6 separate regions of the Homo sapiens genome follow, and all the other regions are linked to region 1. A link is a loop called in an ENCODE intact Hi-C map of the cell type or tissue named here. Cell type or tissue: IMR-90. All regions are shown on one strand. Region 1 has its middle 85 kb from the start of MIR7977. Region 2 overlaps NAALADL2 (N-acetylated alpha-linked acidic dipeptidase like 2). Region 3 has its middle 98 kb from the start of TBL1XR1-AS1. Region 4 overlaps NAALADL2 (N-acetylated alpha-linked acidic dipeptidase like 2). Region 5 has its middle 180 kb from the start of NAALADL2-AS1. Region 6 overlaps NAALADL2 (N-acetylated alpha-linked acidic dipeptidase like 2).

Region 1 (4,000 bases):
CAATTACTTGTTTCTCTCTCTTTCTTGCATCTGGGCCACATTTCTCCTGCCTTTGGACATCAGAACCCCAGGCTTTCTGGCCTTTGGACTCCACGACTCACACTAATGGCTCCCTAGGTTCCCAGGCCTTCAACCTCGGGCTGAGAATTATATCATCAGCATCCTTGGTTCTGAGGCTTTCAAACTTGGACTGAACCATGCTACCAGCATCCCAGGATCTCCAGCTTGCAGATTGCCTGGGACGCCTCATCTTCTGTAATGAGCCAACTTCCCTAGCAAATTCCCTCTCATCTATTTATATATCCTATTGGTTCTGTGTCTCTGGAGAACCCTGACTAATTCAGTGGTTAAGAGTCAGACCACGTGGGTTGGAATCGTGAATCTACCATGTGTGTTTCCAAGTCTCTTTGTGCTCTGTTTCCTTATGTCTTAACATGGAGATAATAGGATTGTTGTGAGAATTGAATGAATTTATACATGTGAAATGACGACAGGCATGGTTAGCACATAGTAAGCGCCATATATGCGAACTTTAATGCTATTATTGCTTTGAAAGATTATTGCTATAACCTTTAATTATTTTGACCTCTCTTCCTCCTTTCAAAATCTTTTTCTTATTTCTGTGAGGATTTTCTTTTTATTGATTTATCTGAATTTCTCTCTATAAGGGGAAGGTTCCCTGAGTGGTCATTTGTAATTCAGAAATTGGGCATATTTTATAGGAGTCATTCCCTTTGATCTGCCCTCTGTACTTTGGCTTCATCAGTTTTCTAACTCCAGGTATAGAAGATGATTTTCTTCTATTGTTTTCCCAAGGTTGGCTCTTCAGGAAATTGCCTTAACTAGGGATGCAACAGGCAGGCAATATGAAACTTCAACAGAGGACCACGAAGACACTGAACTGGAGTGATTTTATACATCAAAGCTAAAGTCCAGGTTTTTTTCTCAAATGTTCGTTCCTGTTTCACCTTAGTGTAAGCTAAATGTGACCTTGAGCTAGTTGGTGGGTTGGTGGGGAATGGAATTTAGATTAGGAAGAATTTATGATCAATGTGATAAGTAAAACAACAACAAAAACAATGCATTTTCTTTCTTCCTCCAAAGAATGACTTCAGAAGATTTTTTTTTTATGTCAATTGTCTTGGTGTTTTCAACCCATCTTGTGGAAGTTCGCTATTATGCTCATCCTTGACGAAATGATTAGTTTGATAAGATGACATGTCAAGCCTCAGAACTATATGGAACGTGGCATTCTGATCTGGAGGGTAATAGCTTGAAGCCACATCTCATTCTCCTTTTTTACTCAGCAGCTGCAAGAACTTGGAGTCTCTAAGACAGGATGATACCCTGGAGCACAGCTTGCAGACTTGAGTGACATCTAGTTCATAAATGGCTCAGCTGACGTCTCAGGCAGGGAGTGCATGAACCAGGCTTGGAGGCAGCTGACGATCTGATGTCCAGATGTGAGGAGGAGAGGGAAGGGGGTTCAATGCAACAGCAGCAATAGATTGCAAAGGAGAACATAGTAAGAAAGAGAAATTAAACAGAAACACAGCAAGATGAGAAGGCAAGTTGGAGGGAGTGTATGATTAATCTCTGGTGAAAGCCCCCACAGCAGAAAGATGAATTAATGCTGTTCAAGCTGTTAGCCATCCCTTCAGCTTTATTATGTGGTAGAAAGCTACCTGTCACTTTCTGGGCTGTATGCAGTGGTAGGGACAATGCTGGCTGCTTTCTACCAATGCATTGCAAACACTTTCTAAGTTTTCTTTTTGAAGCATTTCTAATATTTGTTTCAATCGCAGGTAGATCCATCATATGCATTTAAAGAGTCATATCAAGCAGAATTCCTGTTCAATATAAAGAGCTCATAAAACAAACGTTACTATTTATCAACTCTAATGGGTTTTTGTAAAGGTCTTATAGAAATAAAGAATAAAAATCCAATGATGGTCTTACAATAAATATCCTATACTTTATTGCCTATTTATGGGGTAATCTTGCTTTCTCACAATATGTGGCTCTCCAAAAAGATTTAAACTGTGGTCATGTGGTTTGCTTGCCAGGAGATGGCAATAGTGATCTACTTCCATGTTATGCCTATAAACAAGCTCATTACACCAAAATTAAACTTTGTGCCAAAATGATTGGGATTTCCAAATCTGTTTTCCAATGCAAAATTATTCATTTTAAGTTCTTGAATTATTAAGTTGTTTCTACTCATTCACAGCTTGATTTTTACCAAAATCTTTGTCATGACAGTTCTCTCAATATCCAAAAATAATCATTTTGCTCTCCTGGAATCAGTAACATAATTTTGAAAAAAAAATTATGCATACAATCATACATTTTACTGAAGACATAGACAATGAATTAAAGTGGGAATTTTATAAGATTAGGATGGTTACCACTCAGACAAATATCACTGAATCTCTAAGGAATCATATCAATGTCCCTGGAATTTTTTGCCTTTAGCATGACTGAGATCAAGAGATCAAGCCAATTTTTTTTTTCTGTCAGAGTTCAGTGTGATGCTGTCACTGTTCAACCTGACTAAGGCTGAAAATGTGATTGAAACTTCACCGCCCTTTTCATTGAGGGCACATACATTCCCTTTAATTTGACCCCGAGTGCTGCAAAACCCAACACTTTCCCTGTTTCTGCTTCTAGGATGCTCAGGCATAATTTTTTTTTTTTTTTTTTTTTTTAGCAAGAGTTTCATGACTTACTTTTTAAACTTTAATTATTACTGTACCTTTAATTCTGGGTTAATAGCTTAGTTTTATTATATTGCACTTTTGTTTTAATCCATGTTGAATCTCTTTTGGAAATAACATATGATTTAAGTCCATGAATGCAATGAAACAGTCGACTTACTCTCATAATAATTAAATCCATTTGTTACTTGTGATGGCTTGTGGCTCTATCCATAAATTGCCTAACAATTTTCTTAAGAACAAAATCATAATATGAAAGCCACCTTCATCTTTTATTGGTATATGCAAGATAACTCTGGTTGCTATTTCTCAGCGAGGGTATTTTTAAATACAATATCCACACCTAGGGTATTTTAAAATAAAATGGTTTTCAGTTTGTTGCCCATAACATTTTTTTCCAATTGCTATATTTTAATTATTTTATTCTAGCTTATGGTCTATTATTAATAAAGTTCTTGGTCTATTGCATGGTCTACTGCAGATGGCTTCCATATTGTTCTTCTTGAGGATTTCATGTAAGGCCCTTTTAGCCAGTTTGAGTAAAGAGAAACATTATTTAATAAATTATGTTGCTACAGTGATTAAAGGTAATAGTATGTTATAGAAAAAACTTAGAATTTACTAAAGTGATATCTACTATGACAGTGTTGGATCCCAACTTAAAAAAATGTGGATTATTAAAATAAAAAGAACAGGTATGGAATATTAAAATTAAATTTCAATGGTAGGATATTAGTTCTGTTGTCGTACATAATTAAAACAGTTTTATCAATATTGTTTTCACACATACTTAATGTAATTGATACTTTATATCCATTTGATTGCAAGGGTATGCTAACAAGTTTGTCACAACTGAGCATTAAAATTAATAATACGACTTTTGGGAGGGAGCTGGATTTAACATGCTCTTCTTTTTGTTTTTAATCTTTGGTTAGACTTATGTCATAACCGAAAGCTCAGGCAAATGTTCATGTGTGGTTTACATTAAATGAAATATGTAGCTGAGCCAGTACTGGGACTGCTTACCTCTCCTTACTCTTCCGGTTTTAGTCTGCATCACAGAGAAACTGACTCCTGCAGGCTGCATTTCTCAGGATCCTATGTCAACGGATTCAGCTAAAGGGAGGCACTTGTGTGAGTTCAAAGCTTAGGAAGAGGGAAGAGGCTAGAACATTCCCTCTTCTCTTTGGGCAGTGTCTCTGGCATTGGCTGAGTTTCCTTCTGCCAGGCATCCCTGGCTGTTGGGTTCTGGGGGCTTCTCAGGACCCCCAGCTCTCAGTGTC
Region 2 (4,000 bases), 1.3 Mb after region 1:
ACTAAAGAGCTTTTGCACAGCAAAAGAAACTATCAACAAAATCAACAGACAACCTACCTAATTGAAGAAAATAGTCACAAATTAAGTATCCCACAAAGATCTAATATCCAGAGTCTATAAAGAACTTTCAACAGCAAAAAACCAATAACCCCATTAAAAAGTAGGCAAAAAATGAGCAGACACTTCTCAAAATAAGACATACAAGCAGACAACAAAAATGTTTAAAAAGTCAAATTACTAATCACCAGAGAAACGCAAATCAAAACCACAATGAGATAGCATTTCATACCAGTCAGAATGGCTATTATTATTATTTTATTATTATTATTATTATTATTATTATTATTATCATTATCATTATTATTATTTTGAGACAGAGTTTTGCTCTTGTTGCCCAGGCTGGAGTGCAATGGCCCAGTCTCGGCTCACTGCAACTTCTGCCTCCTGGGTTCAAGCGATTCTATTGTCTCAGCCTCCCATATAGCTGGGATTACAGGCGTCCATCACTATGCCTGGCTAATTTTTGTATTTTTAGAAGAGACGAGGTTTCACCATGTTGGTCAGGCTTGTCTCGAACTCCTGACCTCAGGCTTTCCACCTGCCTTGACTTCCCAAAGTGCTGGGATTACAGGCGTGAGCCAACACGCCTGGCCGAAAATGGGTATTATTAAAAAGTCAAGAAACAACAGATGCTGACGAGGCTGCAGAGAAAAGGGAATGTTTACACGCTGTTGGTGGTAATATAAATTAGTTTAGCCACTGTGGAAAGCAGTTTGAAGATTTCTCAAAGAACATAAAACAGAACTATCATTCAACCGAGTAATCCCATTATTGAGTATATACCCCCCCCAAAAATAAACTGTTCTACCAAAAAGACATATGCACTCACATGTTCATTGCAGCACTATTCACAATAGCAAAAACATATCATCAACCTAGGTGCCCATCCGTGGTAGACTGGATGAAGAAAATGTGGTACATAATATGTCATGGAATACTACACAGCCACAAAAAAGAACAAAACCATGTTCTGTGTAGCAACCTGGATGCAGCTGGAGGCCATTATCATAAGTGAATTAATCCAGGAACAGAAAACCAAATACGGCATGTTCTCACTTATAAGTGAGAGCTAAATATTGGGTATGGATGGATGCAAAGATGGCAACAATAGACACTGGGGAGTGCTAGAACGGGGAGCAAAGGAGGATGGCAAGATTTGAAAACTACCTATTGGGTACTCTACACACTACCTGGGTGACAGGTACTCCAAATTTCAGCATCATGCAATATATCTATGTAACAAACCTGCATGTGTATCCCTTGAATCTAAAATGAATTTGAAATTATTTTTTAAAAATCATGTTTGCTTTTCTTAACTACAGAATTACTTCAAAAGATCTTAGTTGAGTTTTCCTAAAAAAAGACAAAAATCAGTGCTTTTACCCAGAAAGATTTGCACAAATGCAAATAATTTGGGGACTATATTAAAATTTAGCCATTTACATCATATGCATTTTTTTTCATTAAAATAACTGATCCACTTCAGATCTTGGGAGAAGATTATGTACCTGAATGACGTTAGTAAATTGTAATTTAATTAAATTTAGTTAAAAAAAAAGCTACCTTCCCTTTTTCAAAAAGAGAAAAGTTAAGCCAACAATTTCACACATGGAAGGCAAAATAGTCAAGTAATTGGTTTTCCTATCACTATTTTGTCAAGTAATTACAAGGGAAAACATATACGCATCACGAAGTAAAATAGTAACTTTCAGCCTCTTTCATTATTTTTCTTCTTAGTTCATGTGATTGAAGCCATTCATTTTTCACAATCTAGTTCGTCCAGCACACTGTTAGTAATATGCTATATGCCCTACTTTGTGAAGCAAAAGTAATATTCTATGAATTTCATTTCATCTCTGATTTATCTACAATTTTTTAATGCATTCTCTACAATAATTATTTTAGCTTGCCAGTTAGTTATTAGTAGTCCCACCAGAGGGCAGACAGGGGAAAACTCAGGCTGTAAAACTCAAATAAGCACAATACTGATATTTACTCATTTTTCTATAAAAGCTGTGCAAATGGGAGCACTGTACATATTTGATGCTTATTTCAAATCATTTTCCATTGTTTTCCACAGTCCTTCTCTTTTTTCTGGGTAGACCAGAGACTCACTTTGTGATCTAGTAGTTACCTAAAATAAATTTTGATGGAATTGAATTTATTTTGTATGAAGAAGGTTATGTAAGAGTCAACAGACACACATGAGCCAAATTTAAAATTCAAGAAAATTTACAATAATAGGCCAATAGGGAGACTTCAGCTGATGAGATTTTTTACTATTCTGTAAGAATCACGAATCTTACTTATTACCAAATACAGTATGTGTCACATTTTCTACAGTGAGAATTCTGACAAAGGTGGAAACTGAGAATTACATTAATCTAATTTGTGTGCTACAAAAACATGGAAAACAATTTCCACATCCACAGGAGTCAGTCAGTACTTGATTCTAGCTATATGTCTGAAATGATAAAGAAGAGGTTTATTAATATTTGTCAAAAGAGTACATTTCAAACAACTTCTGAATTATTTGAAGTGGTAGGAAGACTTGTTTTAGAATATCTTTTATTAAAAACTTTAAATAGTTCAATTATTATAAGGAACAGTAAATCCTTATTGCCAAAGTAATAATTTTGTGTAAAATTAGTAGAAAGCATTTAGTTTTGCAATAGCAATAATTCAGGTAAAAAAAAATACACAGAAGTATCAAGACAGTAATACAAAATTGAATGCTTAGGCAATCAGCAAATCAGCCAAGAACAAAGTAAGTCCCTGGTTCAGCACTACTTCTAAACAGCTTTATCTTTAAGCCCAAATTCATAAATCTAGGCTTAAGAAAGGTCAAATGAAAGAAGAAAAAAAATACATTTTCTTTCCGATAAGTTTCATCCATTGCTCGTCAAGCCAATAGAAATATAGAAAACCAATTCTGTTAATTCTGAAGGCAATCTGTTCAACGTCCTTAACACAGATATATGTTTGTGGGTTTAGGTTTATTGAGTGCTACTGCCATGTAGGTCACTGGGAAATAGAAATTTGTCTAAATCTAATTGGAAGAAGAAGAGCAACTTACAAAATTAAAAATTCAGAGAGCTAAAGGAAGTGATACCAAGCCAATGGGCACTGCAGATAAAAGATCTAGAGGAGGTGACTGAACATTGATCCATGTGAGTCATCAAAACACGGTATTCACTAGGGAAATTTTGTCACCACCTAAATGAAGAATAAGGGGACTAAGGAAAATTACCCTGCCTATTAGCAAGAGCTAGGACAGCCCCTCCCAAATCCTTCTCTATCCAGGGATGAAATTAAATATTTAAAATTTGTAAGTGTGAAAAAGCAATACATCAAATCAAGGAAAGAGGAACATGGTGGTGAATAAAGAAATGGAATGTTTTTGATTAAAAAAAGAAAAAAGACTTGTTACCAGGAAGTAAAGGAGAATTTTGAAACTTGTATTGAAAACATACAGGATTCCAAAGTCTCTTTGAAATGCCGTAATCTTGTATGAGATGAAGAAGCAACAGGCTGAGATTCAAACAATGGTTGTCTAAATGAGTAAAAATTAAAAGAAATCTGAAAACACAATGGCAAAATCAAAATCAACATTGGAGGCATTAAACACAAGAACTGGCACAGGAGGAAAATAAAATCAGGGATTTAGAGAATAAACCTGAAGGGCTGCCCAAAAATATGAAGGAAAAAAGTGACGGAGATAAGTAACACACAAAATTCTGTATATAGCATGATCCTGCATGTGGGGGATAAATTCAGTGAGAATAAACATAGGAAATATTCAAAGGTGCTAAAAGTGGCCATCTCTGGATTGCGCAATCATAAGAAAGTTTCACTCTTTCTGTATATTTTCTCAATATAAAGTGTTTTACACTTTAGACTGTATTACTTTTGTAATCAGAAGAAAAAATAAACACAAAAC
Region 3 (4,000 bases), 510 kb before region 1:
CAAGTGATATTTTGATACATGTATCTAATATGTAATGAGCAAATCAGGGTAATGGAGACATTCATCATCTCAAACATTTATCTTTTTTTGTGTTGAGAACATTACAATTCTAGCTATTTTGAAATATACAATAAATTATTGTTAACTATAATTTCCCTACTGTACCATCAAATATTATCACTTATTCTTTCTATTTAGCTGTATTTTTATACCCATTAGCCAACTCCTCTTCATTCCCTACTCCCTTTCCTTCCCCCAGCCTCTGGTAATAACCCTGTCTACCTCCATGAGATCCACTTTTTTTAGCTCCCACATAGAAGTGAGAACATGTGATATTTATCTTTCTGTTCTTAGCTTATTTCACCTAGCGTAATGAGCTCCAGTTCTATCCATGTTGCTACAAATGACAGAATTTCATTCCTTTTTATGATTGAATAGTATTCCACCATGTATGTATACCACATTTTCTTTTTCTTTTTTCATTTGTTTATTTTTATTTTTTATTTTACTTTAAGTTCTGGGATGCATGTGCAGAATGTGCAGCTTTGTTACATAGGTATACATGTGCCATGGTGGTTTGCTGCACCTATCAACCCGTCATCTAGGTTTTAAGCTCCACATGCATTAGGTATTTGTCCTAATGCTCTCCCTCTCCTTGTCTCCCACCCCATGGCAAGCCCCAGTACGTACTGTTCCCCTCCCTGTGTCCATGTGTTCTCATTGTTCAACTCCCACTTATGAGTGAGAACATGTGGGTACACCACATTTTCTTTATCCATTCATCTGTTGATGGACACTTAGGGTCATTCTGTATTTTGGTTATCGTGAATAGTGCTGCAATAAATGTGAAAATGCAAATATATTTTTGATATACTGATTTTTTTTTTTCGAGACAGGGTCTCGCTCTGTTGCCCAGGCTGGAATGCAGTGGTGTGATCATGGCTCACTGTAACCTATGCCTCCCGGGCTCAATCAACCCTCCCACATCAGCCTCCTGAGTAAGTGGGACTACAGGCATGCACCACCATGCCTGGCTAATTTTTTGTATTTTTTGTAGAAATGGGATTTTGCCATATTGCCCAGGCTGGTCTTGAACTCCTGGACTTAAGTGACCCGCCCACCTTTGGCTCCCAAAGTGCTGGGATTACAGACATGAGCCACCGTGCCCATCCTTGATATATAGATTTTTAAAAAGTATATACCCATCAGTGAGAGTGTTGAATTACATAGTAGTTCTATTTGTAGTTTTTTGAGAAAACTTCATACTATTTTCCATAATGGCTGTACTACTTTATATTCCCAAGATTGTGAAATTGAATAATAATTATCATCATATTTAGTATTATGCACTTACTCTGTGCCAAATACTGTATAAATATTTGTGCTTTCAATTGTCTGAACTACCTTGATGTTATGCCTATTTGGTAGATGAGCAATCTAACGCTTAAAGAAATTAAGAAATATGGCAAAAATCCAAGTCATAGAAGACAGAAAAGGGAGCCACAGTTTCGATTCACGTCTTTTTGTTTTTGAAATTTTGGCTACTAGCCAATATACGTTATTATCTTAAAACCGTATTATTATTCTGCTCATTTATTCTTTTATTCAACTATACGATGAATATTCACAAAGTGCCAGGCGCTGTTCTAGGTTCAGTAGAATGTTGCTGGTCTTGAGATTACATTCTAGTAGAGGAGGATAGTCTCTAAAAAAAAATGTGAACCAAACATATATGAACAAACATATGTATTTATATACATATATGATGAATTTACAATGTGAGATATAATGACAAAAGCCAAAACTATTTTGGTGTGGTCTCCTTACAAAAATATTAACAGCCAGAGTGGCAAGCTGTACACCTAACAACGGGTGCATTTCGGCTATAGAACACTTTGACATGGTTGCAAGGATGAAGTCAGGGCTTTTTGTCAGATGTTGCAATCTTTAAGGCTTGCCAGTAGGTGGCATCCATGCCTTATAAACATTAGGAACACAGACCTGGTTGGCACAGCTTACAATGAGACTTAAGTTCTTTGATTTTATAATGTTAGAGCTTCCTATGGTATCTAATTATCTCTGTTGAATGGGTTGGGTATATGAAAGACGTAATCAGTACAATTTGAAATACAGGTAATGTGGCTGTGTAATTTTCAGTGACAATTTATACAACTTTTATTTTAAGGTAGTCCTAAAAGTATACCACATTTTGTTGAAGCCTATGGATTATATTTATATTCATGATGAACAATCGACTGAATGATGAAAATAGGCTTAGGGAAGTGCAGCATTCTGCTAAATTATGTGGTCAGAACACAGAGTTGAGACTCTAATAAAGGTTTTTGAAGAGGAAAATGTGATTGAAAAATAAAACCTATTCCTAGAAATTGATATGCCTTTTAATCAAGCTTGCAAAGTTGTTCTGCTATTCTGCACAAAATCTTTGTTATTTTAAAGGAAGGAGAACATTATAGTATGCTGGATTTAGAAAGAAAAGATACATATATTTCGAGCTCTGATTTAAGATCTTTTGAAAATATCCCTACCATGATCCTCCTCTTTAAAGTTAGGTTGTTGGGTTAAAACATGTCACTTTGTAGTGTAGGGCCGTTACTGTGTCTTTCAAGTCACATTGTTTTTTTGCAGTAAGGAATTGAGACTGAGTGTTGGACGAAACCTGAGGTTTTAAGGTGAACATAATTTTAAAGGGTATGTCTATGTCTTGCGTCATTTACTAAAGGTGAAGCTCCTGGGCCCTCAAACACTTTTTTTTTTTTTAACTTGCTAATACGTTTGCTAGTCCATTGCACTACTGCATTTGCTGAGAATATTATTTGCTTTCTGTCAGATTTACCTTCTGCATTGCAAAGTAACATCTTATTTTAAAAATCTCAGATCCCTTTTAGTTGCAGTGTTAAAAAGCTGTCAGCCAATAGATATTTACAAAAGACATTCCACTGGTGTCTGCAGCAACCAATGAACTTATGACTCTGTTGCTTTTAAGCTAAAGGCTTGAGAAGTCTAGTGCTTTCTGTTCTCCTACATCTAATTTGGGAGAAGCTGTATTTTGAAAAATTGTCAGAAATAAGTAAAGGAAATGCCAACTTCATTTGAGTTTGAACTGCTAGGCTAGCATTTTGCTATTAAATTACTCTGAAGTTAATGTGGATACATTTCTTATTTACTTTCTTTGTCTCTCTGGGTATGTGCCTATTAGGCCAGGTAAAAATAAAATGGCAGTCATCTTGAGTTAAATTTCATTTATGAAGTTAAAACCTTCCCTTTTTCTGTTTTCTTGGAGGAGAGTATTAGGAAATTTTCCATCGCCAAAGGATGCTAAACCTCTCAGATTCTTTCTAGGATGTTCAGCAACTCATTTCTCTATAGCTGATTCTTTCTTAAATTGGATTTAATCCAACTGTTCAGTGTGCTAAATTCTTTTAAGCAAAATCATGTCCAGTGTCTTCTACTTCTATCCTAACTATGCCACAGAGATAAAAAGAAGTCTAGAATTTTTACCTCATATATACTTTTTGTAGCCCAGCATTAGGTTTTCTTTTTCTGAGAAATCAAAGAAAAATGAGTAACAAATCAACTAACAATAACAACCTGTTTTTAGCTGAGAGGAGAAGAACTAAAATTCATAAATTTATCTATAAGCAAAACAAAATCTTTCTTTGATTTTGGTTTAATGGTGGTACTGAAGATTTTAACCTAATGATACTTTGGTAAGAAATCTTTTAGAGGATGAAAACTGTCAACTTAGAATTCTTTGCTTAAAAAAGAAACTATCATCAGAGTGAACAGGCAACCTACAGAATGGGAGAAAATTTTTGCAATTTACTTATCTGCAAAAAGTCTGATATCCAGAATTTACAAGGAACTTAAACAAATTTACTAGGAAAAAAAAAACAAACAAACAATGCCATCAAAAAGTGGGCAAAGGATATGAACAGACACTTCTCAAAAGAAGACATTTATGCAGCCAACAAACATATAA
Region 4 (4,000 bases), 1.0 Mb after region 1:
AAACTATACGCGTGCACGTGCACATACATAATCTATCTTTTGTGTCATCCTTAGCATAAAAAGGGGGGAAAAGACTGTAAGAATTGGTAAAGGGTGTTCCCACACTTGTTGAGACGTCAACTTAGAATAAAAATACGTTGATTATAATTCAAATACAAGAACAATGTTGAATTCAGACTGTCAAGTGACTGCTAGCCAGAATCAGGATTCTGACTCAGACAGAAGTTCTCCCTTTGGGCAGAGCCTTGGGCATTTAGAAGCAGCCTGCTATCTTCGATCAGGGTTTACAGAATTTATCTAGTCTTTTTGAATTTCTGGCTATGTGATCTCATAATTTGACTCTAGCCCTTCCTCTGCTTGGAAGTTGTAGAATAAGCTCTGGCATCTTGCAAGCAATCTTCACAGAGCCAATGCACAGTTAAGCTCCCAGTGGCTCTGATGAGTTGATCTCCCATTGTTGAACACAAACATTGACCAATTAGTCAGTGATACAACGTAATTGTTTTTAAAATAGTTCATTACCAGACAAAATTAAAATACTTTTGTTTCTGATTTTGGACATCTTAGCTTGTGACTGACTGGATTTCAAATGGACACAGTCATATTCTGCCCCGTTCATCCATCCCTTTTCTTTGTTACAAAATGAAATTTCTTCACATGAATCACTCTCTATGATTACAAGCATTTCTCCTTCTTGTTTGCTTATTCAACTCCTCCCTTATACAATTTTATTACAAGTTGGAGGTCTCCCAATTCTGTGTCTTAAGCTCTCATTACATTTTACTTCATTTTTCCCCCATAACAATTCCTCCACACCCAGGCCTTCAATTCGCACATCAATAGAGTTGACTCAAATTTTTACCCCCAGTCCGCACTCTTCTCTGAAAATCAGACCAGTATTTCTAACATACATACTACTTAATCCCTCTTCCTGAATTTTTGCAGGTATCACACTGTGTGTCAAATGTAAATTAAGAGCATAACTCAAAGCTGCTCTACTTCCTGCAGTTCCTCTTAATGCAATGTTCTTTCAATTCACCTATTTTTGCATGCAGAAACTAGTAAATTATAGGCCACCTCCTCTGTACAGTTTAATAGAGAACACTGCTGCCCCTTCCTGATACTTATCTGTTGATTCCACTCATGTGGTTTAAATCTTTACTGCTACCTCTCTATTCTAAGACTATAATCACTCTCGTCCAGAGCTTATTGACACACTCTTTCATTGCCCTCACTAGATCTGTTCTTTTGCCCGTCTAATGGTCCTATAACACCGCATCCAAAAGGACTTTATGAAACATAAATATGATCGCTATAACATTTCAATGGCTTCTTATTGTGATGTCTATCCCATTACCTTCACCCTCAGTTCTATCTTACATCCTGCTCTCCTTTACTCTTTGCAAAAAAGAGGGCGTCTGTCCACTTTTTCACGTTTGTTCTTTCACAGCATCGTAACCTATGCCGCTCACTGTAAATCTGAACCACCTGCCGAGTTCTCTAAGCTAAGGCATACTTATGCCTCAGATAATTGTTTATTACTCTCTCAGGAGAGTCGTCCCTGACTTTGACTTCCCATAAAAGTCTAGGTTGGGCTACCAGCTATATGTGCTTACTGTATCATGTAAATATGTTAAAATTCAACATTTTTGTGAAATTATTTAAGTGGCCATTTTTTTTTCCTCTAGACTAGAAGCTCTGTAAGAGCAAGGATGTTGGGTATTTTTGCTCACGTTTCCCAGTGCTTTAACAGAATGCCTGGCATGAGTAAGTCCTCCATAAACATCTGTGGAATAAATCAGTAGGTGAGTGTAAGAGAAGATCTGTTTCCTGAATTTTTCTTTGGAGTTCTTGGTTCTACATCAATTAGTGTTCATACAGAGCTTCTCTGTGGGTTACAACTCAACCATCTGGAATCTTTTAAATGAAACTTAAGAGATCATTTCAAAAGATAAACAACTTTTAAGAAATGTTTCTATTAAAATAGTGTATGTACATAGTTTCAAAAGAAGACTACAGTTGAGCTTATGATAAAAAGTAATCAATTACACGTTCTTCCTGTTGGACCCCAAGCCCATTTCCCAAAGGCACTGTCTTTAACTATGTCCACATTTAGTGCTTTTGGTAATTACTTTTATAGCACTATTTCTAGATTTATGAATTATTTAGACAATATAAATTTATTTCCTGATATACAAAATGAGATTTTAATTTAGGCTATTCTTTCCTATCTCTTTCCAAAGCTTAATCCTTATACAATTATGTTTGGTTATTTAGTCACTTGTCTTTCTACTTTTAAATAATATCTACTTCTTTAACTTCATTAACCTTCCATATTTCAGCAATATCCCCTGATTCTTCCCTTTGAATGATGAATTTTACTTTTAAAACTTTGGACTTTGTGATTTTACTCTAATATTTTGAACTTTCCTGATAAAGGTTATATTAACAAATGCATAATCTAATTATGTCAGTGTTCTTTCTCTAAGTTTATACATCATTAAATATGTCTAAAACAAGAAAAAATTGCTCTGAAAGTAAAATAGTTAACATGCTATACATATCTACTTTTTTTAATAACTGAAAAATGTTGAACTACCTAAATTAATGAATTTACAAGTCATCTAAAATAATTTGGTAAGTTCTTGGGAGGGAGATTGGTAAAAAAAATGTTTTCCTTCTGTTTGTTTAAATAACATAAATTACACCTAGATTTCTTGTAATCTTATACTTATATATATTATTTCAAGTAATTTATAATAAGGTCTACCTGAACTTAAATTTAACATACATATAGAATTTTCACAGGCAAGGTGAGTCAACAATATGGGTAAGATCCACTCATCATAAGTTATTGATAAATATCACTCAAAATGATGACTAAAGATTTTTAGAAGTAAAAATGGAATACAATCACAAATCAATGACATCCTGGACAACTTTTGCCACAAGTAGGTAGGCACTTAGCTCAATTAACATATTTATTTTCTTTCTTTTTTTTTAAAGTAACAAGTAAAAAAGAGAATCTCTAATGACTTTTAGAAATTTCTCCATGTCTCCACAACTATAGAGTTTATGGTTTAATAAGATTATGTTTTTAAAATAAAACATATAAGGTTGATATTCAGAATACATAGAAAAGGAAACACCTAGAGTTCATGTGGAAAAGAAAAATCTCCATGTGTAAAAAAGTCATTTAAGAAAATACAATAGTGGCTATATACATTTTAAAGTAGGAAATGTAATATAAACTAGATGGAAAATTAAGTTGAGTTGGACAAAGATATGTGGGTATAGTGTAAATAACTGTAAATAAAACCCAAGAAAATGAATGAGGCTTAGTCATAGTTTATGAATAAGTGTACTAAGATTCTATTAAAAACTCAGCAATCCATTCACTTCAATTTTCTCAACTTTTTCATCTATTTGACTACCTATTCCAGCATGTGATTGTTTACTGCCAATACAAAATGTCCTTTAACAGTAATTCATTCAAATAAGAGAAAAAAAAGAATAGAAGCACATTTTAGGATTTTGATAATGACAATACAAGGTCATTAAAGAGATGATAACATGTTTATGCCCCTCAAAATAAACAAGACCAATCTATTTTACCATAACACAGTCTTTATGATTATTCAAAACACATCATCGCAGTATTCATTCTGAAACATTATATACAATCTCAGTTTCTTTATTCTTTTGAAATTTTATCAGGTGCTCCAAGTGTAAACTGGATTCTTTATTATTTCAAAGGCAAGTGTCAAAGAAAATGGTCATTCCAAAGCAGTAAGAATGCTATCCTGGTTATGAGATATTAAATATTTGTTAGTTTTTATATATGTTTAAATTTTTAAATTTCTGTTTAATACACTAATAATAATTGTATATATTTATGGGATACAAAATAATGTTTTGATTTTTGTTGTGCATTGTAGAAGAATTAAATCAAGCTAATTAACATATTCATCACCTCACTAACTTTTTTTGTCCAGTGAGA
Region 5 (4,000 bases), 470 kb after region 1:
CAGAAAGCAAGGAAGTGCACAGAAAAGATAGAGGCATGTTGGAATGACACAGGGGACATGCAACAGGAGCTCACAATGGTCAGAGATGGAACAATTTGAGCAAGAGTATAAATAATTATGATATTTTATTGTATTCTCTAGAATAATATAAAGGAGTTCATTCTGATAGAAATAATTAACTAATTAAATAAATAAATGTGGGAAAAGGGGCAGCACTTCCTGAGAGTAGGATTCCAATTAGTAAACACAGAAGGAATGATGGAAATAGCAAATCTTCATTGTGCCAATAACACAGTAATAATTATTACACACGAGTCATTAAATGGTGCTAAATTAGTGAGAAAAATTGTAATGAAAACTGGGGTCTTGGTATGGTTTTCCCATACATGGTATTTACTAGTTACAAGATGGAAATTACAACCTTATAGTGGAGAAACCTGGCAGAGACCACATGAAAACAAGAGATCAAAGTCAATATCGCCAGTAATAAGCCCTGTCCATATCATGTACTCCTGATATGAATAACCTAAAAGAGCAAAACATTTTTTTCTGTGGTATTCTTGGCAAAGTTACACAACCTTAATCTAACATGGAGCAAGCATTTCTTCACTCACTTACTCTGTCACAGTCCTTGATGAATATTACACCATATTCTCTTTTTAATCTGCTAATATCCCCTACCCCACTTTTTCTCAGTTGATGATCTTTTTTTCTAATTCACTAGGAAAATAAAAGCAATCTGAAGGAAACTCTCTCAACATTACATCTTGGTACCCTCTAGTATCTAGACCCATAGTCTCCTCTCTTCTGTTAGTAGAGTTGAAGTCATTATGGTCCTACTTAACAGCAAATGTTTGACTTACACTCTAAAGTTTACTCCTCCTCCACCTACTCTAGAATATCATTAGAACTTCCTCATTTTATTCTTGTATTATCAAGCTTTTTCTCTTTATTGGATTGTTCCTGCTAGTTTACCTGTTTTAAAGTCATTCTGACACAACTCCTCTTCATTTGACATAATCATGGTCTCATTTCTCTGCTCTTTATAGTTAAATCCCTTGAAAGAGTTGTCAATATTTTTTCTCTCCATTTCCTCTCTTCTTATTGTCTTTTAAATCCACTGTAATCTTGATTTTGCCCCTACCACTCCACCAAACTTCTTCTTCTCAAGTTAGCAATGACTTCCACATTGCCAAATCCAATAGTCAACTAATAGCTATCATAATAGTGACTTGCCAGCTGTCACGTTGATCTCACTTCCTCCTTAAGAACCTTTTTTGGTGTTGCTTTTTTCTAATGGCTTCTGGAACCACAGAAGTTTTGTTTCTTCCTCTTATGTCACTGAGGACAAACTTTGAAGTGCCCCAGGAATCAGTCCTTGGACCTCTTATTTTTTCTATTTATGTCACTTCATTGGTGATCTTATTCAGTTGCATGCTTTTAGATATCTTCTATATCCAAATGATTTCCAAATAAACATCGCTATCCTGGACCTCCTCCTTGAATTTCAGTTGAGTATATCTCTCACTACCAACTCAACATTTTGTAGATTAAATAAATATCTGAAAGCTATCATATCCATGATCTCACCTCTTCAAATATAATCTATCTGTTGTCTTCTCGCTCCCAGTTAATGATGGCTTCATCTTTCCAGTAAAACAGGTTAAACATCTTGGAATAAGCTTTGGTTCCTCTTTTTCTCCCATTCTGTGTAGCAAACAGGAGAGTATGGCCCTCTTGTGGGCGTTTAAGGATTATTCCAACATGGCCACAGGCATTGCACTCAGCAAGGCATATAAAAGTAAAGAATTTATTATATGCACAGGTCCTAAAGACAGGAGGCATGGCAAGCCATGCAATGGGGTCATATGGGAGGAGTTCCTAGGGAGTAGGTTCAACCAAGCAGATGGGGAGCGGAGAGAGAGTGATGATCCATGGGCAAGTGCTTTTACTGAAGGGTCAGAGTGAAGTACACCAGCAAAAGGCATGAGAAAATTTTACTGGTACATTGAAATGTCACTTGATTATAGTCAGGGAAAGGCAAGAAGGGGAACTTGTGGCAGGAACCTGCCTTATCACACTGGTGCATCAGGTCACCTGGGTGGGGTGCTCACAGCTTGTTTGTGGAGATTGATATGGTGTGGCTCTGTGTCCCCACCCAAATCTCACCTTGAATTGTAATAACCCCCATGTGTCAAGGGTGGGACCAGGTGGAGATAATGGAATCATGGGGATGGTTTTCCCCCTACACTGTTCTCGTGATAGTGAGTGAGTTCTCACGAGATCTAATGGTTTTATAAGTGTCTGACATTTCCCCTGCTGGCTCTCATTGTCTTGCTTGCCACCATGTAAGAAGTGATTTTGCTCCTCACTCACCTTCCACCATGATTGTGAGGCCTCCCCAGCCATGTGGAACTGTGAGTCAATTAAACTTCTTGCCTTTATAAATTACCCAGTCTCAGGCATGTCTTTATTAGCAGTGTCAGAGCAGACTAAAACAGGGATGTTGAGGCACCTGTAATATACGAAGTTTAAAAGTGTATAATATACACACTAAATCCAATCTGGTAGTAAGCCATATTTAATTTTATATTTCTCTCTATCTACATTGTTTCATCTTAATACAAACAGTCTGGTCGCAGTTGTTTGGACCAGGCTTCCAACAGTCTCCTGATTTTCTTCATTCTCCCTTTTCACACCTATCATCTATACACAGCAGAGAGAATATGCCTTTTAAATCACAAATTAGACCTTATCCCCTTTATTTGAACTTTCTAATATTTTGCATTTCATTCCGAAAACAAGTCAAAATCCTCAAGTAGCACAAAACATGTTTGAAATTTAAATTTAAATAAAATTATTATCTCTTTGACTTCATTTACTACTAGCCTCCTGTGTGCTTTCTCTGTTCTATTTACAGTTCCTTGAGTGACAGGGCACAGATATTCACACTGACTATGCATTATGTTTGGAAAGCATTTCCCCATGTGTCCTCACAACTCACTTCCTCACCTTCCTGAAGAATTTCTCAGAGATATGACTGTCTTATTTAACTTTGCAACCCTTCTAACACAGCTCTCTTTGCTCCTTAGCCTGCTTTAATAATATATACTTTATTATTTGTTATCTTTTTTTAAAATCTCTCCTCTAACTCTAATATAATGTAAGATTCAGAAGAAAGGATGTTTGTTTCGGTATTTCCTGTTGAATCTGTACCAAACAATGGTACTTAGGTGTTCAATAAATGTTTATTTAATCAATGAATGAATGAAAAAGTCTCAAATTTATCATCAGTAAAATAGATGATTTCTGCCTTAGCCTTCTTTCCAGATAAAACAAATATTCTTTTGTAGATACGAAGCATTGTACGATTGGAGTGATAGTAGCATATTCCTAAATAACTATTAATATAATCCTCTGAAGTAATTTATTGTTTCTTCATTAAACCAAAAATAGATCATGGATGAGGATGATAATGTGCAGATTAAAATGAATAACATTTTTCAAAGATTTTCCAAATACTGTTTCCTTTCAAATACTGAAAACAATATTTTCAATATGCTTACATAGGATAAAAATGTCAAGAGAGAAATATGGCCAATAGGAATGCCTTGAATAGTTCCTGTTTAACCAATGTATCAGTTTCTTGCAGCTGCCATAACAAATAATCATAAACTTAGTGGTTTAAAACAACAGAAAGATTTTTTTTTTTCAAAGTTCTGGAGGTCAGAAATTTAAAATCAAGGTGTCAGCAAAGTTGTGATTCCTCTGAAGGCTCTAGGGGAGACCCCACTTTTTCCATCTCCTTGTGGCTATAGACATTCCTTGGCCTCCTCAGCTCTATCACTGTAATCTCTGCCTTTTTAACACACTTTTTTCTTCTCTATGTCTGTGTGTTCTCTTTTGTATTAAAAGGATACTTGTCATTGGATTTAGGGCACACCAGGCTAATCCAAAACAATCTCATCTCAAGATTCTTAATTATGTCTGCAAAGACCCT
Region 6 (4,000 bases), 1.0 Mb after region 1:
TATTCCAGAGCAAGAACAGGTTCCTGTCTGGCAGCTCTATTTGATTGTATATTTGTGGCTTGGGATGGAAACAGGGAGCAAACCAGAAGAGCTGGGAGACGACTGGAAAATGCAAACATACAGCTTCATGACTGCAACTATTTAATGAATGAAAGAGATAAAGTAGCCGGAAAATCCCAGGTCTTGGACCAGGAAATGTGAAATGAACCAGCAAAGATGCTTCAGCAGGCCTGAAGAGACTGGGAACACCAGATGAAAGAGAACAGGTACCTGTAAAGAGCAGTGATACAGTCAGAGGAAACAATAAAAGTAAGTTGCTGATGAATAGCTATCAGAACACATTCCCATGAATGCTGAGTGGTCAGCATGTCAAAGTCCGGCTCCATTGAGCAAGATTTTTGTCTCTTCATGGGAAAATAAGAAGTGCTTTTAAAGTAGTGGCTAGAGCCCTAAAAAACAATTAATAGAACTCTTCTCATTAGCTACATCTGGCATAGAATGAGCCTGGCTTTGACAGGGTTTTTCCATATATGTTTCGAACTCTACAGAAAATGACTGTAGGGGAGCTGATTCCAGGCAAAAGAATCAACATGATTAAATGAGCTGTGGGAGGAAAATAAGGCTGTGAAAAGGGAATGGCAAGGAGCCAAGGTTAACCGGAGATGACTACATATGGTGTTGATTAAGACTAAAATTATAGAGTCTTTATTATGGTGGGTTTTATATATTAAATTAAGAAAACTGAGTAAGTACTGGGAGATTTTTATGGAGTTTTAAGAAGATAATTAGTACCATCAAAGGGGATTTTAGAAGTTTTGATTTGAGAATGATATGCAGAAGGAAGAGAACTGGAAAAATTCTGTTTCACAATGTATTGTATTCACAAGGAAAACAGTAAAAATAGATCCCATTTGTACCAGGTGCAGAGCTTGATACTTGGCATATATTGTCTCATTCCATTTTTACACTTTATATATGAGGGTCCAACTTTTCAAACTAGTTATTGTTATCTTCTTGTGATAGAAATAACTCTAAAGCTCAGAAATAATGTAATGCTAAGAGTCATATGGCTGGTAAGCTATGCAGGTGAGATCAGAGTCTACTTCTTTTAGCTTTCAAAATTAAAATTCTGATGTCATTACTGTTAAAAGCTATTTTTTTTTCTCAACAAGAAGTAATAGCTGCATGAATTAGGATGTCTCGACACAGAAAGGTAAAGATCCATGTGAAAAGTCTGGGAAAGGAGAATGGTCACAACTTGGCAACCCACTGAACAGAGTAGTGGCAATGAGGTAATTAAGAGAGAAGGCAATTAAGGTTTCAGTCCTGGATGAGTATAAGAATAAAAGTCCTATTAATCACACGGATTCAGTAGGAAGACTTGCCTGAAGGGAAAGAAGAGTCAGAATATTTTAAATAATTATATTTAGTATTTGGCTTCATCAGACAAGTATTACTATAAAGCCTATAAATAAAGTAAAATATCCTGACCTGTTCACACAGAACACTTCTGCATACAAAGAACTTTTGACTTTCACTGCTTGGTCATAGTCCACACGTTACTGTGAATCCCATTGGCTGTTTTTGGAACGCTTTGCAAATGCCTGCACGCCGACATTCCTTAAACTGGAGTTTCCCAGGCCATAAAGTGAGAATAAAAGCTGCCTAATACTTAGCTCATAGCAAAGCTTGAGGATGAATGAGAATGCTTATAAAGTGCCTTTAGCTCCACAGAAGAATAGGTACAATATAAATGAGTCACATTACGCCAGTGACAAATACTATCCATAAACTGTCCAATAGAACTAAACAAACAAACAAACAAACAAACAAAAAATCTCTATTGCTCCTTCTGATACTGCATATTGTCCTGCTACTGCTTTTTTAATTCTTTTGAGGTTCCCATGAGGAAAGAAAATTGACATTTCTGCAGTATGCCCAACTCGTGAAGTGTACAGAGATACACAAATCAAACAGATCATAGGACAGGCTTTGCTCACTTTCTCACAGTATGTTTGCCGTGAAATGAAACAAAAGAAGTGACACATTTGCAAGGTTGCTTCGAAGAAAATATTAATCATATGAAAGCAAGATGGCTATTTTTAGAAAGTGTGCTGTTAAAGTTGAATCCATTTTTCAGTACAAAAGACATCAACTATTTTCTGAAGGCATTCAGGACTTATTTGAACTTTTCAAAGATTTCAAAATTATCTCAAGTTTCAATAAAAATATCAATGAGATGCTAGATTTAAAAGATTCAGCATTATACCTATATCACCTATATACTGATCTAAGGCTGATATTAAAATTAAGTGGTTATCCATAAGCAACAGGAAATTATAAAACATTAACTAATGTCAAACTAATGACATAGCATTATATAAAGACTCAATAGTCTAAATCTGCATTATAGTTATCAATAAACAATGTCCAGACTTTTTAGATATAGTGTGAGAATAAACATTTATAGATAGACTTCTGTGCTACTCTCAGATATTTAGCAATTTATTGAGGCAGGAAAAACTGAGAGAAGAAATAATAACGTGTAGAGACACAAAGTTAGACTTATTCAGTGAATCTGCCTCTGGATAACAGAGATGTAAGTAAGATGTAAATATGAAGATAACATCAGCCCATCCTACTGATTTTAGCTGGAAGACAAACTAGAGTTATATAATTTAGTTAATAATATGAAAGAAAATGCCAACAAAAAGATGAAATATTCCCTTTAATAATAAGATTGGAATCCCAAAGTTGTGTACTGAATACTTACAATTAGGGTATATTTCAAAATAATGCCATAGAGAATCTTTAAATCTTCATTGCTTTCAAGTTTCCAAATTAACACACATATATAGGTTAACAATCATGTATATATGTATATGTATGTATACACATATGCGTATATAACTTAAAGAAGAACTTTATAATTTTTATAAAATATGCAGGTTAATTACTATAAAATGGTAGAATTTAGAATGGTAGTTCTCAATGCATAATTTAACGGCCAAAGAATATAAAATCAGAATATTAAAGATGAAAGGATCCACAGAATAATAATCACTGTTTCTCTTTGGAGGATGGCAGGGAATTTTATTAATTTTTAATTATCTAAGTAAAATACATAAAGCTGTTCTTATTATAAAAACAAGAACATTGAAGTTAAGCTAAAGACCATTTTGGCCATGCCCCACATTTTGTTTCCCTGTACTACCAAGAGGCACTCTCACCAATATAGTGTCTCCTAAATTTCATATTATTTTAATGCATAGAAAAATTTAAAATAATTGTATAATGTTATTATTATACTTTCTTTTACTTAAATATTTTCATACATATTACCCTGTGACATTTCTTTTTCACTCTGTAAGGAAGGCTTAAAGACCTCTTTATTTAAGTTTGCAGATGTTATTCTTTTATTATTCTTTGTGGATGTTGCATAGTATTCCATAATTCTAATAGTATTCTAATATACTTAGACGAATCTAAATTTTGCTATTGTAATAAAAACCTCCATGAATTTTGTTGCATGTACATCAACTTGCATATGTGCGAAGGTTTCCATAAGGCTGCTATGGAAAAATGGATTTGGGGTCAGAAAATATGCAAATTTTAAATTTTTATATATGCCAATGAATTGTACTCAAAAGTGGCTGCACCTGATTTTTCCTCTCGTTAGCACTATAGGATAGGACACATATTCCTATCCTCCAGAAACCTTCTAAGCAAAGGAAACTACATATGTAAAGGCCTTGAATTAAGAAACAGTATAGTGTACCAGAGGAAACAAAAGAGGTCATATGACTGGAGTGGTGCAAAAGAAAGTCAAAGAATTCATATACAGCATTTATAGCATGAAACATATCTTGTCTTTAAGAGCAAGGTAATCAGTTAGGTTTTCCTGCTCTCCCCAGGGCGTATCTGAAAAATTGAGAAATTAAAAAAATACAGAAATGCATAAAGAAGGAATATGTATATATATGTGTGTGTGTGTGTGTGT

What was found. Hi-C counts contacts between places; a loop is a spot of excess contacts. Peaks named below come from ENCODE experiments on the same cell type or tissue, not always from the same donor. Only the 100,000 strongest peaks of a DNase experiment are listed, where the experiment ranks them.
Region 2: it touches region 1 in a loop (5-fold over the local background); 3 of 110 quality-filtered maps call a loop at or near these places.
Region 3: a loop joins it to region 1, with 9 times the contacts of the local background. A loop is called at or near these places in 6 of 110 quality-filtered maps.
Region 4: a loop joins it to region 1, with 5 times the contacts of the local background. A loop is called at or near these places in 4 of 110 quality-filtered maps.
Region 5: a loop joins it to region 1, with 11 times the contacts of the local background. A loop is called at or near these places in 13 of 110 quality-filtered maps.
Region 6: it touches region 1 in a loop (12-fold over the local background); 3 of 110 quality-filtered maps call a loop at or near these places.

The regions. Positions count from the first base shown.
Region 1 is chr3:176,428,528-176,432,527 of GRCh38, reverse strand. No RefSeq gene overlaps it. Among named protein-coding and RNA genes, the nearest start is that of MIR7977, 85 kb to the left of the region's middle. In IMR-90, a CTCF peak has its summit at 2,073 (motif pointing right); a DNase peak (open chromatin) is centred at 2,077; H3K27ac peaks cover 433 bases.
Region 2 is chr3:175,144,441-175,148,440 of GRCh38, reverse strand. All of the region lies in intron 2 of NAALADL2 (N-acetylated alpha-linked acidic dipeptidase like 2), which reads right to left. Among named protein-coding and RNA genes, the nearest start is that of NAALADL2-AS3, 31 kb to the right of the region's middle. In IMR-90, a CTCF peak has its summit at 1,998 (motif pointing right); no DNase peak of the experiment used is centred here.
Region 3 is chr3:176,937,160-176,941,159 of GRCh38, reverse strand. No RefSeq gene overlaps it. Among named protein-coding and RNA genes, the nearest start is that of TBL1XR1-AS1, 98 kb to the left of the region's middle. In IMR-90, a CTCF peak has its summit at 1,966 (motif pointing right); a DNase peak (open chromatin) is centred at 1,979.
Region 4 is chr3:175,408,282-175,412,281 of GRCh38, reverse strand. The region is part of intron 5 of NAALADL2 (N-acetylated alpha-linked acidic dipeptidase like 2); the gene reads right to left. Among named protein-coding and RNA genes, the nearest start is that of MIR4789, 41 kb to the right of the region's middle. In IMR-90, no CTCF peak of the experiment used is centred here; DNase peaks (open chromatin) are centred at 691 and 1,821; H3K27ac peaks cover 2,797 bases.
Region 5 is chr3:175,954,891-175,958,890 of GRCh38, reverse strand. No RefSeq gene overlaps it. Among named protein-coding and RNA genes, the nearest start is that of NAALADL2-AS1, 180 kb to the right of the region's middle. In IMR-90, a CTCF peak has its summit at 1,735 (motif pointing left); no DNase peak of the experiment used is centred here.
Region 6 is chr3:175,429,193-175,433,192 of GRCh38, reverse strand. The region is part of intron 5 of NAALADL2 (N-acetylated alpha-linked acidic dipeptidase like 2); the gene reads right to left. Among named protein-coding and RNA genes, the nearest start is that of MIR4789, 62 kb to the right of the region's middle. In IMR-90, no CTCF peak of the experiment used is centred here; a DNase peak (open chromatin) is centred at 12; H3K4me3 peaks cover 1,014 bases; H3K27ac peaks cover 1,352 bases.